2 separate regions of the Mus musculus genome follow, and region 1 is linked to region 2. The links are chromatin loops, found by intact Hi-C in ENCODE. Cell type or tissue: left cerebral cortex. All regions are shown on one strand.

The links. Hi-C counts contacts between places; a loop is a spot of excess contacts. Peaks named below come from ENCODE experiments on the same cell type or tissue, not always from the same donor. Only the 100,000 strongest peaks of a DNase experiment are listed, where the experiment ranks them.
Region 1: it touches region 2 in a loop (4-fold over the local background); 2 of 42 quality-filtered maps call a loop at or near these places.

The regions. Positions count from the first base shown.
Region 1 is chr1:5,900,968-5,908,967 of GRCm38, reverse strand. No RefSeq gene overlaps it. Among named protein-coding and RNA genes, the nearest start is that of Npbwr1, 12 kb to the left of the region's middle. In left cerebral cortex, a CTCF peak has its summit at 3,951 (motif pointing right); a DNase peak (open chromatin) is centred at 3,953.
Region 2 is chr1:4,877,766-4,885,765 of GRCm38, reverse strand. Tcea1 (transcription elongation factor A (SII) 1) reads right to left here. Exons shown (of 10, transcript NM_011541.4): 3 at 7,634-7,739. It also overlaps the pseudogene Gm6104. Among named protein-coding and RNA genes, the nearest start is that of Tcea1, 24 kb to the right of the region's middle. In left cerebral cortex, no CTCF peak of the experiment used is centred here; a DNase peak (open chromatin) is centred at 4,199.

The sequences.
Region 1 (8,000 bases), 1.0 Mb before region 2:
TGTTCTTACACACACTCAGATTTCTCACTCAATTCCATTCCTGGAATGTGTTCCAATCATTGCTTTGTTCCAAGAATGCAAGAAAAAATTAATGTACACTATTTATTAATTTACTAAGTTCTTTTATCAACAACTTCTTTGGCATCTCATAAGATGCTGAAGACTAGGATTAATTTATGCACGATATATACATCTGAGTAAAGCAAGATGTACAGGTCAGGCGTACTAGTTACATTTCTCTTGCAGTACAAAATAAGATGACCAAGGAAACCTTGAACGGAAAGTTTATTTGGACTTTTAAGTACTGAGGGTAAGAGCTATCCATAGAGGAGATATGGCCGGCTTTGCGGCTCAAGTAGCAAGATGGGCATTTACATCTTCAATCACAAAGCAAGAAAGCAGGAAGAGTACACTGGGAGTTGTGTGCAATTTTGGAATCTCAATACCAATGTCTAGTGACATCCTTCCTCTATCAAGGCCACACCTCATAGATCTACCTGAAAAATGTCACCAACTAGAGATGAGGTATTCCAATGTGTGAGTCTAGGGGAGATGTTTTCATTTGAATCACCACACCTGACAATGAGTCTTTCCTGACAATGAGCATAGAGCTCTGTGCATGGCCAGCTCCTCCTTTCTGCCAGATGCATGAAGTCTCCTACTACTCCACAGGAGTTTAGTTACCCCTGAAAAGAGTTAATAAACCAGGCTTAAGGTCAAAACACCCATGCCCTTTGAGTTTAACCTCTTCAACACTTTTTTCCCCTTATGTATAAGTCTGTATTTTTAAAAAAAGAAATCCAGAAGACAAGATTGTAAATTATGATAACAGTTAAAACATACACCTTGAGATTTATGTGACTTAAGGATGCTTTTGAGCCTTTTTGGTCCATTTGTATCTGACACATCAATAGTTGCCTTCTTATGTGTGAACTTGTACAATGCTTCTCAGAAGCCAAGTTATGTCATTTACAAAGAAACGTCTTTAGACTAAAACCAGTTAGTTATACACAAGCATTTTTTAAAAATGTAATCTCTGAAAATTAGGTATAGATTACATTCTTTGAGTAATTTAACTTCTAAAACCACAACAATCTCTCCCTCTCCTCTCCCTCTCCCCTCCCTCCTCCCCTTCTCCCCTCCCCCCTCCTTCCCTCACACACACACACACACACACACACACACACACACACACACACACACACACACTACCATTAAGACATGTAAGGTCACCTTATTTTTAAGTGTTCTGCACCCATGCCGTTGTGTGTACCACAGTCTCTTTGCTTCATACTGACTCACCCTGAAATGCAGCTTAAGTAGAAACACTGGCTGAAGCTGAGAAGGAGGCTCTGTGAAGGATCCCTCTGACAACACAACTAGAGGATGCTTAGGTTTTTCTCCCATACTAAGTATGTGACACATATACATATGCAAAAAAACCAAAGTAAATAGGAAAGCAGTTACAGTTGAAAGGAATACAGGTAGTCATTGCCCCTCTGCTTCTTGTGAGACAGGTCTATGCTCAGCTTGTTCTTGAACTCACTTCCTTTGTAGCTTGGGCTGCCCTTAGACTCATGGTCCTCCTTTGTCAGTTTCCTGAGTTCTGGGGTTAGAAATGTCTGCCACCACACCTAATGCTCTCTATACTAGTCTATCAACTCTTGTCTATCTTTAAACACTTCCAAAAAATTTTAGAAAATAAAACCTTTAAACTTTTAAACTGTACTTTAAAGAAGTATTTATATACTACTTTTATTTTCTCAAAATATAATTATTTTAAGCAGTTATGTGAATGTATCCATTACCAAGCATCTTACTGCACTATATTTCCCCTTCTTATGATGTGAGATGATTTTATACCTCTGAGATGAGATGGAACGAGAGCATTCACTCAGGTGTTTTAATGTGGCATTCGACTATTCCATAGCAATATCATGAGCAAAAACATTAAAATCATGCAGTAGTGATTCTGATAACAGATATTTCTTGAGAAAAGTAATATAAACAGCAGAAATACTCTGGGTAAAGAGGTGATTCATATCCTGGGAAGGATGAAGCATAGTGCAAGAGCATATTACCGTACCCAGTTGCACAGCTGAAATTCTTTTAAGAATTTTTACATTTTTCTGTAATTTGCATTTTACTGATTATTATTGTATGCATGTGAAAAATGTATATGTGCGAGAGCAGATACGGCATGCCACAGCACGTATATGGAGGCCAGAAGATAACTTTAAGGACTTGGTCCTTTCTTTCCTCTCTGTTCTGGGACTCAATCTCTGATTGAACTTGAGCCATCTCACCAGCTCTCATTAACATTTTAAAATTGCAGCTGACTCAGGTATTTCAAACTGCAGAAAACAACTGCAGATGAAAGGAGATGACTCGAACAACAGTGACTGAGTGGTGAAAGCATTTATACATGGATCAACTCCCCATCATTTGTTAGATTTGGGGATTTTTTGTGGCAGACATAATTGTTCTTCATGTTTTGCATGGTTAAGTGCTAATAGCCATACATAAAAATCCCCTGCAAGAGCCTTATAAGGTTTATACTAGTGTGGAGTCAGGCAATGCAGGAGTTAGAATTAGTGAAATGCACTTGTATTAATGGATCTGTGTATAATGCTCTAACAGGGTAAAGTTAAAGTTTCATTGTTTTCAAATACTGGTAGCTGTAGCTACAGTCTGTGATGTTTAGTGTCTCCCTTGCATGGCAATATTGGTGAGGAACTTCAGATGTTTATTGGGTACTTGGCTAGTTCCAAGCTTTTCAGCAGCCACAGTAATCTCTGTAAGAAACGGTTCCCACAACTGTGGTGCATATTAAATAGCTGACCATGCATTCAAGTGCTATTGAAGGGGAGATAAATTGAACATCTCCTAGCCTGAGCCAGAGGGGGGCTTAACAGAGAGGTCAGTGAGAACCTTACTACAAACACTAATGAGTGTAGGAGAGGCAACCGCATCTTGAAGCACTGCAACAAAGGGAGGATTCAAGGAAAGTGGCCTTCAATCTTTTGTTTCTTTAGAGCCATTCTTATTGAGTTATTCACCTTTTCTTTTACTGTATAGTTTGAAGGCTATGACTAATAATGTGTACTTGCATAATCAACATCTCAAGATGCAGGAAATTTGCATTACCCTTAAAATATACTTTTCACACCCTTCACACCAGTCTTGATTTTTAAGTTGCATTACACATTGCCCGCATTGAGATAATTTAGTCAGGGGCAACATGAACCTAGTAGCCAGGGATCCCTTTGTTTTAGAATCCCACCTTTGTAAGTAGAGGGCAATGGTGTCTCTTGGTCCTTAGTATGGTTCCCAGTTTGTGTACGTACTTGAGGTTGTTTATACTTCTTTGGGTTTTACTTATTTTATGCAATATAGTTATATATTTGTTATTATATTGTTATTTATATATACACAAAGTATATATTATTTATTTAAAATATTCATAAGCATGTACTTTTCAGTATTTCTATGTGTGCGTTTTGGGAATGAATTCTTCTCAATAGATGACAGGAGTATGTACTGGCCCCTGGTGCGGATGCAGGCTCATGTGTACATATGGGACTGTTTGCTTTCCTCAAATTATGTATGCTTCAAACCTTTGTATTCATATAGTAGTATAGTTATGTCTATGTTCCTTCCTCAGTAACTCTCATTTGTTTTCATCTGTTGTTTGGCTTTGTTTGATTGGTTATTTTAAGGTAAGTTCAAGTGAATACTATGGAAGAACTAAGAAAATAACTCTCTAATACTGTGAAAGTTATCTCCCGTTTTTGATGATCTGGGTGTCATGGAATTATTAATATACATTCGAAAGGCAGTAAATATAAATGAGTAAGTTTAAGACTTTCATCTCATTTAAATATTAAATTACCATTCTCCTGAACACCTAGGTACTCTTTCATTCCTCCATTTTTGTAAGTATTCATTGGGTCACTAGGTGGTGCTAAAAGCTCAACTATGTACACTCAGGTCTTGTGCCACCATGTTTCTTTCTTTCTTTTTCTTTTTTTTTTTTACTGTTAAGAGATTAAAAAAAAGTATTTTCTTCATTTACATTTCAAATGCTAACCCAAAAGTCCCCCATACTCCCACCCCCACTCCCCTACCCACCCACTCCCATTTCTTGGCCCCGGAGTTCCCCCATTCTGAGGCATATAAAGTTTGCAAGACCAAGGGGCCTCTCTTCCCAATGATGGCCAACTAGGCCATCTTCTGTTACACATGCAGCTAGAGACACGATCTCTGGGGGTACTGGTTAGTTCATATTGTTGTCCACCTATAGGGTTGCAGACCCCTTTAGCTCCTTGGGTACTTTCTCTAGCTCCCATGTTTCTAGAGGGCTTGAGGCTTCTGTGACAATCCTTAGTTCTTAAAAAGTGTGATAGGGATGCTGCAGTGTACATCTTCACAATTGATGGCTTCTGGCGGGGGCCTGGGATGGAAACGACTCAATTCAATTTAAGGGGTAGACCACTGAGAGTTGGACCATGTTCCAGTGAGTATATAGACCACACAAATTATACTTTTTAATTCTTATTCTTACTTTTATTTGAGTGCGTGCATGTGTGTGTGTGTGTGTGTGTGTGTGTGTGTGTGTGAGTGTGATATAAGGTCACAAGGATAGGTAATGGGCATAGAAGCCTGAGAAGTGAATATGATTGGGGTGCATATTGTGAAAATTCCCGCGAATCAATAAAAATATGTTTTAAAAAAGAAAGTGTTGATGGTTACAAAGATTAGAAGATGTTTACTAATATACATATTGGCTTTGGTGCTGGGTGTGATTTTTCAATTACAGTCTCTAGCATAAGGTATAAAATATATTTATTCAAATCATAACATTTAAGATGTTGTCAAAGGTGCTTGTAGCTTGACGTGAATCCATGGGATGCAGACAGTGGAAGAAGAGAGCAGAGTTTTCCTGAGTTCTATACACATGCTGACATGTGTGCAAAAGCATGACACACACAAAAAAGTAAGTAAATGGAAAAAAAAAAACGTTGAAAAGATAATACCAACCTATAAAAGGACATTTAACAATCCGTTCAAAAAATATGATCACAGACTAAATTTCCAAAAATTGGTGATGGAGAGAGCTTAGTGGTTGAGAGCGTGTATTGATTTTGCAGAGAACTTGTTTCAGTTTCCTAGACCTATGCTGAGAAACTTACATTTGCCAGTTAGGCAACTCCAGCTTCAGGGGATGCAATACCCCTGGCTCTGTGGGGGATGTGCACATATTTATTCACATAATTTAAAAATAAACTACTCTCAGAATATTTTCTTTTTAGTCTTCTAAAAATAAATATTTTCTTTTTCATTTTTATTAATTCTTTGATACTTTAGAATATTTAGATCCTATTTCTCCCCTTCCCCAACTCCTCTCAGATCCAGTCCCATTTCTTTACCCACCTAGAAAACAAAACAAAACACTCCATCTCAAGTTCAGTTTGTGTTGCCAGTATATTTTTTGGATGTGTGGCCTTCCACAGAAGTATAGTGAACTTACTAAAGGCTCCACTCTAGAGAAAACTGTTTTCTTCTGTCTACTTCATCAGAGGGGCGGAGCTTAATACCCATCTCCCTACTCCAGCTGTGACTTTGGTTGGCTTAAAGCTGCACAGGTCTTGTGAATGCCATCACAGCTATTGAGTTTACCGGTGGAATTGCCCTGCATCTGGGAAGCACTGTTAATTTATACTCATCCATCATTCCCAGATCAGCTTCTTTCTGCCTCCTGTTTTGTAGTGATCCTTGAGGCTTGGAGGGAAGTATGATAGAGATATCCTGTTTAGTGCTGACCCTTAGTGGTCTAGTGTTCTCTGCACTGTGACCAGTTGTGGAATCTCTTTGTTTCTAATCATTTACTTTAAATAGAAGTTTCTCTGATGATGGTTGAAGGATACAGTAATCAATAATGATGTTATTAAGATTTATGTTCTCCCCCAGGATCTGTGATTCACAGAGTCACAGATTTTTAAGTCAGAACGGTGCTAGATATGGGTTTCATTTTGTGGAGTTTGACTTAAATCTAATCATAAAATAGAAGATGACTTCCATGATGTTCATGCCATTATTGCATTAGTGGGAATGTCTTGCCAGGACAGTCATTATTCCAAGTATTACAATGATCAACTTTACTTTAAAAATAAAAAGTATTTTTGTTACATTTTGAAAATAATCTTCTTTTAAAGATCTAGTCACAGGTTCATATTTTAATTTCTTACGTGTGTGTGTGTGTGTGTGTGTGTGTGTGTGCCATTACATGTTTATGGAGGTCAGAAGAAAACTTGTAGAAGTTGTTCTCTTCTACCACATGTCTTCTGATAGTTGTCATGCTTGGCAGCAAGCACCTTTTTCTGTTCAAGCATCTCCCCAACTCATGGTTACATTAAAAGACATTATTTCTGTTGTTTGAAAATATCATACATGTATATAAATAGAATTGCGTTGAGCAAATCCACCATTTAATTCATCTCCTCCAATTTCTCTCCTCACCCTCTCATTTCCCCATCAACGTCATGTCCTTTGTTCATATATATGCTGTGTTCATCTGGTTCTTCCTTTTTGAACATGGGGGTAGGACTATTGGTGGAGTAGGTGATCTCTTCTGATCATATCTGTAGTGGAAATTTTTGGTTCAACACTTTGTGCTCCCAGAAGACTGTGCTTCCAGACACCTACCTAGGGAATCTTTGGCCAGAGGATGAAAGACATACACACATTAGCTTAATTTTAAATGCCTTTGCTACCTCAAAGGCTGGGCATCTCTAAACCTTCCCCTGATACTCCAGGCCCAATCGGGGAAGTGGCCAGTGGCCACCCACCTGAAATCTCACATGGCCCATATGGTTTATCTCCTGCCACTCCTGTATCCCATACTTCTACCCTGAGTCATCCCAGTTCTCCCTTTCCTCTCTGTGTCCTACCTGATCAACTTTAAGTGTCCCTCCCTATGCAAAGCCATTGACTGCTGGTATCCTTATTGATGAATCAAGAACCAATTGAGGACAAGGACCTATAGCATCTGAACATGCAGATTCAAAGCAGTAGCACTAATCTCCAACACACATCCTTGAAGAAAAGTGCCTCTCATTCTACCAACAACTGTCACTTGCTAACATCTCCTCAGCTGCTGGTGGGGGCATCATATGTAAAAGGAACTGGGCCAAATTGGGAAGGCCATGAGAAACTTCTCAGCGGTTTTTATAAATACAGTGTCATTGGATTGAAGGTATAGTTTCCTTTCTACACTAAGTCCATCACAACTAACCTAAAATTGCAACCAACTGTCAGATGAACTCCCTTATACTTATCCTTTAACTAAAAAATAGATGGGAAATTCCAGTTCAGAAATGTGAACACTGTCATTGCTACTCTATTCACAATAGCTAGATCATGACCATGCTCCTTCCTTTATGAACATTCTCGTTGTATTTATTCTCTAGCTGACCTACACTGACTTCAAGTTCTTGGAAGACATTAACACTGTGTTATCAACTGTTATATTCTTAACATCAAGCATTGTGACTGTCAGAGAGCTGGCATTTCTGAGTTAGCAGTAAGAAGTTTCCATGACAGATACTGCTTTGTTTTTCTATCCCACCATCTATTTGAGTGAATTAATTTTAGTAGATATCCTACAAAATTTTGGTAAGTTTTAAATGATTTAACAGGTGTAGTATAGTTTTTTAATGTAATAGAATATTATAAAATTTTAGTTTTAATTTTAAATTATGTAGATATATGAATGCTTGTGTTTGAGTATGTACATGTGAGTACAGTACTCTTAGAGGCCAAAAGAAAGAGTCAGATACTCTGGATATTAAAGTTACAGACAACTGTGAGCTGACTACTATTATGGGTACTGGTTATTGAACTCAGGTTCTCTGGAATAACAGTATATGTTCTTAAGGAGAGCTCGGTGAGGAAGCCCAATAAACAAAATGGTTCAGCAGAGTGAATTTCAGTGTAATGGT
Region 2 (8,000 bases):
AATACAATTACCTAAAATACAAAATTCTCTGTGCTATAGCATGAACACACACTTTAGTTTTCACACAATACTAAATTGTATCACATTTTGTTATTGTCTATTTCCCTTAAAAGCCTGAAAAAAAAACCACACTCTTACGATCCCAAAACCCAGGAGGCAGAGGCAGGAGGATTGAGAATTTGGGATACATAGCGAGTCCTTGTCTCCTAATCACAAAGCAAGCAAACGAGAAAGCCCCAAACCCTAAGATGCCTTAGACTGTGAAGCAGAATACCTGTACTAATAACGGCATAGGGGTGCGGTAGAGTGCATACCCAGCACTTGGGAGGTAGAGGCAAACAAATCTGAGTTTGAGAACAGTCCAGTCGTCATAGGGAGTTCAAGGCCAGTTAGGACTACAGTGAAACCTTGCCTCAAACTAACTAACTAACTAACTAACTAAATAAATAAATAAATGAAACCTTGCCTCAAAATAAATAGATAGATAGATAGATAGATAGATAGATAGATAGATAGATAAGGAATGGCTTATGGGGAATAAGAGACAGCCCCAGAGTTGTAGAGTAGAAAGTATTTAAGAGAAATAGGCAACACAATACACTGCCCTCACCACTCTGGCAGCGTATGGGGGTTCAATCCTCAAAGACAGAACAGTTAAGAGGCATGAACAGCTTTACAAACATTCCCACAGACATGTAATAGGGTTTAATGGCAGAATGCTTGCCTAGTGTGCCAGTTTGAATATGCTCAATCTAAAAAGTGGCACTATTAGGTGTAACCTTGTCGGAGTAGGTGTGTCACTGTGGGTGTGGGCTTAAGACCCTCATTTTAGCTGCCTGGAAGTCATTCTTCTACTAGCAGCCTTCAAATGAAGAGGTAGAACTCTCAGCTCTGACTGCATCATGCCTACCTAGATGCTGCCCTACTCTCACCTCTATGATAGTGGACTAAACCTCTGAACCTGTAAGTCAGCCCAATTAAATGTTGGCCTTTATAAGACTTACATTGGTCATGGTGTCTGTTCACAGCAGTAAAACCCTAAGTAAGATATCTAGTATGGTCAAGGTCTTAGATTGATGGGTAAGGGCAGTCCTAATATTCAACAAAGTGTTGTGCCAATTCAGCACAACTGGCAGGGAAGAAAGTACTTAGACCACCTATAGTCATATTCAAGCCCAGCTATTTACCACTGACCCAATGTTTCTAAGATGTCTGAACTGGCCTGTGTTTTCTCACCATACAATAGGAGTTTATAAATAGCACCTAAAGCAGTGGGTTACAATGAGGCTTAAACGTCAATGCTTTGACATATACAAAGTTTTAAAAAATGCACTACCTACCAGCAGGAGTTCTAAATCTTTAAACCACATTAAAAATCTTTAAAAACAATTTTAGCCGGGCGGTGGTGGCGCAACCCTTTAGTCCCAGCACTCGGGAGGCAGAGGCAGGCGGATTTCTGAGTTCGAGGCCAGCCTGGTCTACAGAGTGAGTTCCAGGACAGCCAGGGCTACACAGAGAAACCCTGTCTTGAAAAACAAACAAACAAAAAAACCAAACAACTAAACAAACAACAACAACAAAAAAAACCCCAAAACAACAAAAAAAAAAAACAATTTTAAGCAGAAACTCAAGAGTGTAACATCCACTAAGTTAAAAGCAACAAAAACAATGCTAACAACAGCCAACAGTAAAATCACTGCATTGTGATTTGAATGGATTATTCTGAAGTCAATTAAATGACAATTATAATGAAAACCAAAAAAGTATTTCATATATAAAAATGATAACACAAATGGATACATACACAGAACCAGGTGGCCATACCCAGCGGGGACAAGAAAAACTGATGGGCCTTGTCCTGATTAGTGTTGTAGGATATATGATCACACTGTGAACGTTGGGATTGTGTTGTTGAATGGAAAAACCTGTTTCTAGTTATGGTGCGGCTCAGCCTTGGCATACACTTAAGCCCTCTGGCTGGAATAGAGACAAATCCTTAGTACACACCTTTAAACCCAAACAATGAAGGTAAAGTTAATTTGGAGAAGGAAGTACTCATGTTTGAAAGTGATGTCTAACTGAGTGACAAATCACTCAAGTATCTAGGATATTTCCAACTCTCCTAAGAACAGGAAAAGGAAGCTACCTAAGAGAGCACCACAGAAAAGAGAGAAAGAAGGAGGAGGCTGTTTTACCAGGACAGTTATTACAGAGACAGGCTGAGGAGAAAAGAGCTAGATACAGGTGAAGACAGAACAAGCTAGAGAATGAGAAGGAACTAGAAGATTGGAACAGTTTGCTACAGTTAGTATGAGGACAAGCAGAGTAATTCAAGAGAGGCCAAGACAGAGAAGGCAGAATAAATCAGACAGCTTGGAGAGGAGTTTGAGCCAGAACCTCCGAGTTGAACCAGTCAGTCAGAATTCAGAAAAAAAGAAGAAAGGGCAAGCTTATTCAGCATAAGTCTCAGAAGCTGAAAACGTTCTATGCCTAGTTAAGATTGTATGTAGGCTAGAAGCTTCCAGGACTAGGCCTAGGTTAGCAGACTGAGGAAATAAGCCTTGGAGGAAAAAACAATTTCATTGGATGAATAAAAGTTACTTTAACAGGTTAGTCTTTTGTCAACTCAAGCTAGAATTATCTGGAAAGACGAACATCTGTAGAGGAAATGCCACCATCTAATTGCCTGTAAGCTAGTCTAGTCAGTAGGGGCATTTTCTTGAGTAATGACTGGTGTGGGAAGCCAGGCAATGTACTGACACCTGTGGTGTCAGTTCTGGGTGGATGGTCCTGGGTGTATAAGAAAGCAAGCTTAGCAAACTATGAGAATCAAGCCTGAAAGCAGTTTTCCTTCACGGCCTGTGAGAGAGCTTTAGTTCTTGCCTCCAGATTCCTTCTGAAATTCCTGCCCTGCCTGACTTTCCTTCATAAGGGTCTATGATCAGGATGTGTACAACAAACAAATCCTTTCCTCCCCAAGCTGTTATTTTCTGGTCATGGTGTTTTACCACAGCAGTAGAGACCAATACAAGCCCAATACACACTATGGATAGATACAGAATGTTACTAAGTACTCAAAAGCATTGAGGAGTGCTAACCTAGGAACCAGTCTGAGGGGTCACCCAGGGGGCCAAATTTGGGGTAATAAAAATACAAACGAATAGTAGTAGATTGCAGCCCATCATACAGAGTAAGACTCCACTTGAAAGACAATGTTTTCTTACTGTTTAGTGAGGTTTCAAGGACAAAGAAATAAAAACTTTGTAATCATCACTATAAAGACTGATCTGAGCAAAAATAATGAATACTAAATAAGGGGAGGGGATCTGACAGAATGTAAGACAGATTCAGGGTCTTAAAATCTCTCTCATAGGGGCTGGAGAGATGGCTCAGTGGTTAAGAGCACCGACTGCTCTTCCGAAGGTCCTGAGTTCAAATCCCAGCAACCACATGGTTGATACAGTGTACTTAGATATAATAATAATAAATAAATCTTAAAAAAAAAATCTCTCTCATAGAGTAAATCTTAAAAGGGGAACAGTAAAATACATACTTTTATTGGGTATGAGACTTATGAATCTAATACACTTAGGGAGAGCTGCAACTCTGGATGTATAACCTGATCATGGTTATGAGAAAACAGTAGACAAACCAGAAAAAAGGGATATACCACTAGAAACAAAGGGGGAGTGGGAGGTGCCTATTTAACATATCAAAGTGGACCTGGTTGCCAGGTTCTCCCTGCACCCCAGAGTGGACCTTCCGGACTGGAATACACAACCCCTGCTAGGCTGCCCTTCCCCCAGGTATTCTTCCCTATAATATAGTCCAGACATTTTCCTTACTTTTCTTTTGGGCTTCCTGGCTGCTACACCTGGTTCCCCTAGGTCCCCTCCTCAACATATGGTCTAAGGTGACCATTCTACTTTCCCAGATGTCTTTGACTTTGGCTATGTCTCCCCTTTGTCTAAAATAAACGTTCTCCTCCAGTATACTTAGGAGCAGTCAGGCCCTTCCGTTTAATTTCTTTTTTCATTCATTTAGTGCTAAAACTGGAGATAGGAATAAATGAGTTCCCTCTCAAAGAACTGCTCAGAACCAACAGTTAATCTGACTCTCCTAAGGTATTTATGGCTCATTGGTTTCTGCTGGCTTCTGCTACTCACAAAATTTGATTCCAAATACTAGAGTCTGGTTCTTCAAACAGCTGCTTCCTCTACCCACTTTCTCTGGACTCCAGTTTGCTATGCTCTCCACGTAGGCATCTACATGTTTCTCTGGCTTCTGTAGCCTACAACTCTAGCCTACATGCTTGTAATCCCAGTATTTGAGAGGTACAGACAGGAAAATCAGGAGTTTAAGGTCATCACTTACTACACTGAGTTCAAGATTAACCTGAATTAAATGACACCTTACCTAAATAAATAATAAATAACAAAACAATAAGTCTAGTATATTCTCCATCACAGAAGGAAAAATAGGGCTTAAGGAATTGCTCAAATTGAAGAAGGAAGGGCTGGGAGGGGGACATTGAGCAGGATGTAAGTGAGTAAGTAAAATAACAAAACCGAAACAAAACAAAACACCTAAACCCGATTCTAGACTAGATACTGGAGGTCAACAAAGTATAAAGACATTATTGTGTGTCGTAGTTTGCTTCTCTGTTGCTGTAATAAAAGACTGACCAAAATCAACTTAGGTAGGACCGGACATATTTGGCTTACCAACTATCATTGAGGGAAAGCCAAGGCAGAAACTGAAGCAAGGTAGAAATGAAACAGAGATTCTGGAGGAACAAATGCTGCTTTCTAATTTGCTCTCCGTGGCTATTTGCTTTCTTTTACAACTCAGTGCTGTCACCTCCACAGAGGGCCAGGCCCTCCCACATTAATTATTAATCAAGAAAATGCTCCACACACTTGCATACAGGTCAGTCTTATGGTGGCATGTTCTCAGTTGAGGTTCCCTCTTCTTCGATAACCCTAGCGTGCATCAAGTTAACAAAAAATTAAGAAGTAAGGCGGCTCTCGTGGAGGCAGCTAGCGCGAGGCTGGGGAGCGCTGAGCCGCGCGTCGTGCCCTGCGCTGCCCAGACTAGCGAACAATACAGTCAGGATGGCTAAAGGTGACCCCAAGAAACCAAAGGGCAAGATGTCTGCTTATGCCTTCTTTGTGCAGACATGCAGGGAAGAACATAAGAAGAAAAACCCAGAGGTTCCCGTCAATTTTGCTGAGTTCTCCAAGAAGTGCTCGGAGAGGTGGAAGACCATGTCTAGCAAAGAGAAATCAAAGTTTGATGAAATGGCAAAGGCAGATAAAGTCCGATATGATCGGGAGATGAAAGATTATGGACCAGCTAAAGGAGGCAAGAAGAAGAAGGACCCAAATGCCCCCAAAAGACCTCCGTCTGGATTTTTCTTATTCTGTTCTGAATTCCGCCCCAAGATCAAATCCACAAACCCTGGCATCTCCATTGGAGATGTGGCAAAAAAGCTGGGTGAGATGTGGAATAACTTAAGTGACAATGAAAAGCAGCCTTATGTCACCAAGGCAGCAAAGCTGAAAGAGAAGTATGAGAAGGATGTTGCTGACTATAAGTCTAAAGGGAAGTTTGATGGTGCCAAGGGTCCTGTTAAAGTTGCCCGGAAAAAGGTGGAAGAAGAGGAAGAGGAGGAGGAAGAGGAAGAAGAGGAGGAGGAAGAGGAGGAAGATGAATAAAAGCTCTGTCTCCTTGTGAATACCTTAGAGTAGGAGAGCGCTGTGATTGACACATCTCTTATTTGAGTCGTGTCTATTGCCCTTGTTAGGTTTAATTACAAAATTTGATCACGATCATATTGTAGTTTCTCAAAGTGTCAGTGGTTTACATGAAGTGGCCGTGGGTGTCCGGAGCGCCCTGAAACTGTATCAAAGTTGTACATAGCTCCAAACATTTTTAAAATGAAAAGGCACTCTCGCGTCCTCCTCACTCAGTGCACTTTGCTGTTGGTGTGACAAGGCATTTGAAGATGTTTCTGGCATTTTGTTCTCAACTCGTAAGGTAGTGTTAACTATATGGTTATTGGCTAGCAATCCTGAGTTGTCAACTGTACATATCTATAGTTTGTAAAGAGAATGAAACAACCCAGACAGATTCTTGATGCTCCTTGTTTGGCGTGGAGGCTGTGAGGGGAAGATGCCTTTTGGAGGGGGCCGTAGCTCAGGGCGTGCACTGTGAGGCTGGACCTGTTGATACTGCGGTGGGCATCCATTTAGCTTCAGGTTGTCCTATGTTTGTATATAGTGGCATAGCATTCTGCTGACATTCTTAGTTGTGGAAAGGGGGGAGGGGTCGGTCGGCATGAGAAGTGTTTGGAGTTTTTTCTTTAGTTAAGTGCAGTAGGTTTGAAACTTTTTAAAGAAACTGTAGGACTCATCATTGTCAGCAAAGCAAAGAACTACTGCATCAATGGAAGTTCAAGAACCCTCTGGACCTAAACACAATTTGCAACATTCTGTTATTTTTTGTATGTTTAGAATGCTGAAATCTTTTTGAAGTTAAATAAACAGTATTACATTAAAAAAAAATTAAGAAGTACATACATAGAGATAGCAACAAGCTAGAACATGGACTGTAAGTTCCATTACACCAAAATTTGGTATTACACCAAAGCTTGTTTTCATTTATTAGAATTGTGTAAGAAAATATGCTTGGGCTGGGAATGCAAGCACATGCCTATAATGTCAGTCTCCAGACACTCTAGAGACAGGATCCTAAGTTCCAAGCCAACATAATGGGAGCCTATCTCAAATAAATGAAGGACACTAAGATAGAAAAGGAAAAGCTTGTTCTGAGATGTATACTTAAATATTAGAAAATAAAAGAAAACAACACATTTAACCTACTCTCAAATGAAAAAGAAAAAGAGAGAGAGAAAGAGAGAAAGAGAGAGGAAGGAAGGAAGGGAGGGAGGGAGGGAGGGAGGGAGGGAGGGAGAGAGGGAGAGAGGGAGAGAGAAAGAAGAGAAGAGAAGAGAAGAGAAGAGAAGAGAAGAGAAGAGAAGAGAAGAGAAGAGAAGAGAAGAGAAGAGGGGCTGGAGAGATGGCTCAGTAGGTTAAGAGCACTGGCTCCTCTTCCAGAGGACCTGGGTTCAATTCCCTGCACCAACATGGCAGCTGACAGCTGTTTGTAACTTATATCTAGTAACTCCAGTTCCAGGGGCTCTAACACTCTCACAAAGACATACAAGCAGACAAAACAACAATGCACATAAAATAAAAAATTTAAAATTAAAAAAGAGATGATTATGGAAAATAATAAAAGCTGATCTGGACAAAAGAAATCTAGTCATTATTGTATCCTTGCTAAAAGTTAAAGTTTTCTAAAAGTTAAGTTATTTTAAAATCACTTCAGAAAACATGCATAACCTTTCCCAGAAAACTTACCCCTGAAAGAGTTTATCTATAGTTACAGCTGCCAGAGACCACAGAATTAATAAACCAGGCTACATACATCTTTCAAGCAAATTAAACTAGACCCTCAATCTTATTACAAAGCACTGATTTCACTAAATCTAAATTTACAGGTCTAAAAGAAAGCAGCATTTGAACAAGTCAGGACATCATAAACACGTGCAAGCAATGATCAATTTTACCTAATAATTTTTTCCAGGATTTGATGAGAGACTTGGCTAGAGAGGTGACTTCTTCATCTGTGCTCTGCTTGCGAAGGGCATTGACAGACATTCCAATTCTTGTGGACTGCAAGGCAACAAGAATAAAGTGTCCATCAATGCGTTTCAAACAATTTAGTACATTAACTACACTTTCTTATTTTTCAAACTCTCTTTCTGCTTACGATTTTAAAACTTCCGATTATTTGCATTCTGCTGAAAGCACACACTACAAACCTGAAGTACAAACATCTTTAGATCATGCACTAGTCTGATCAATGCACGATCAATTGAGATCAACAGCCCAGTAACATGAGATCAAGGCCAATGGACTACTGAAATAAAATCA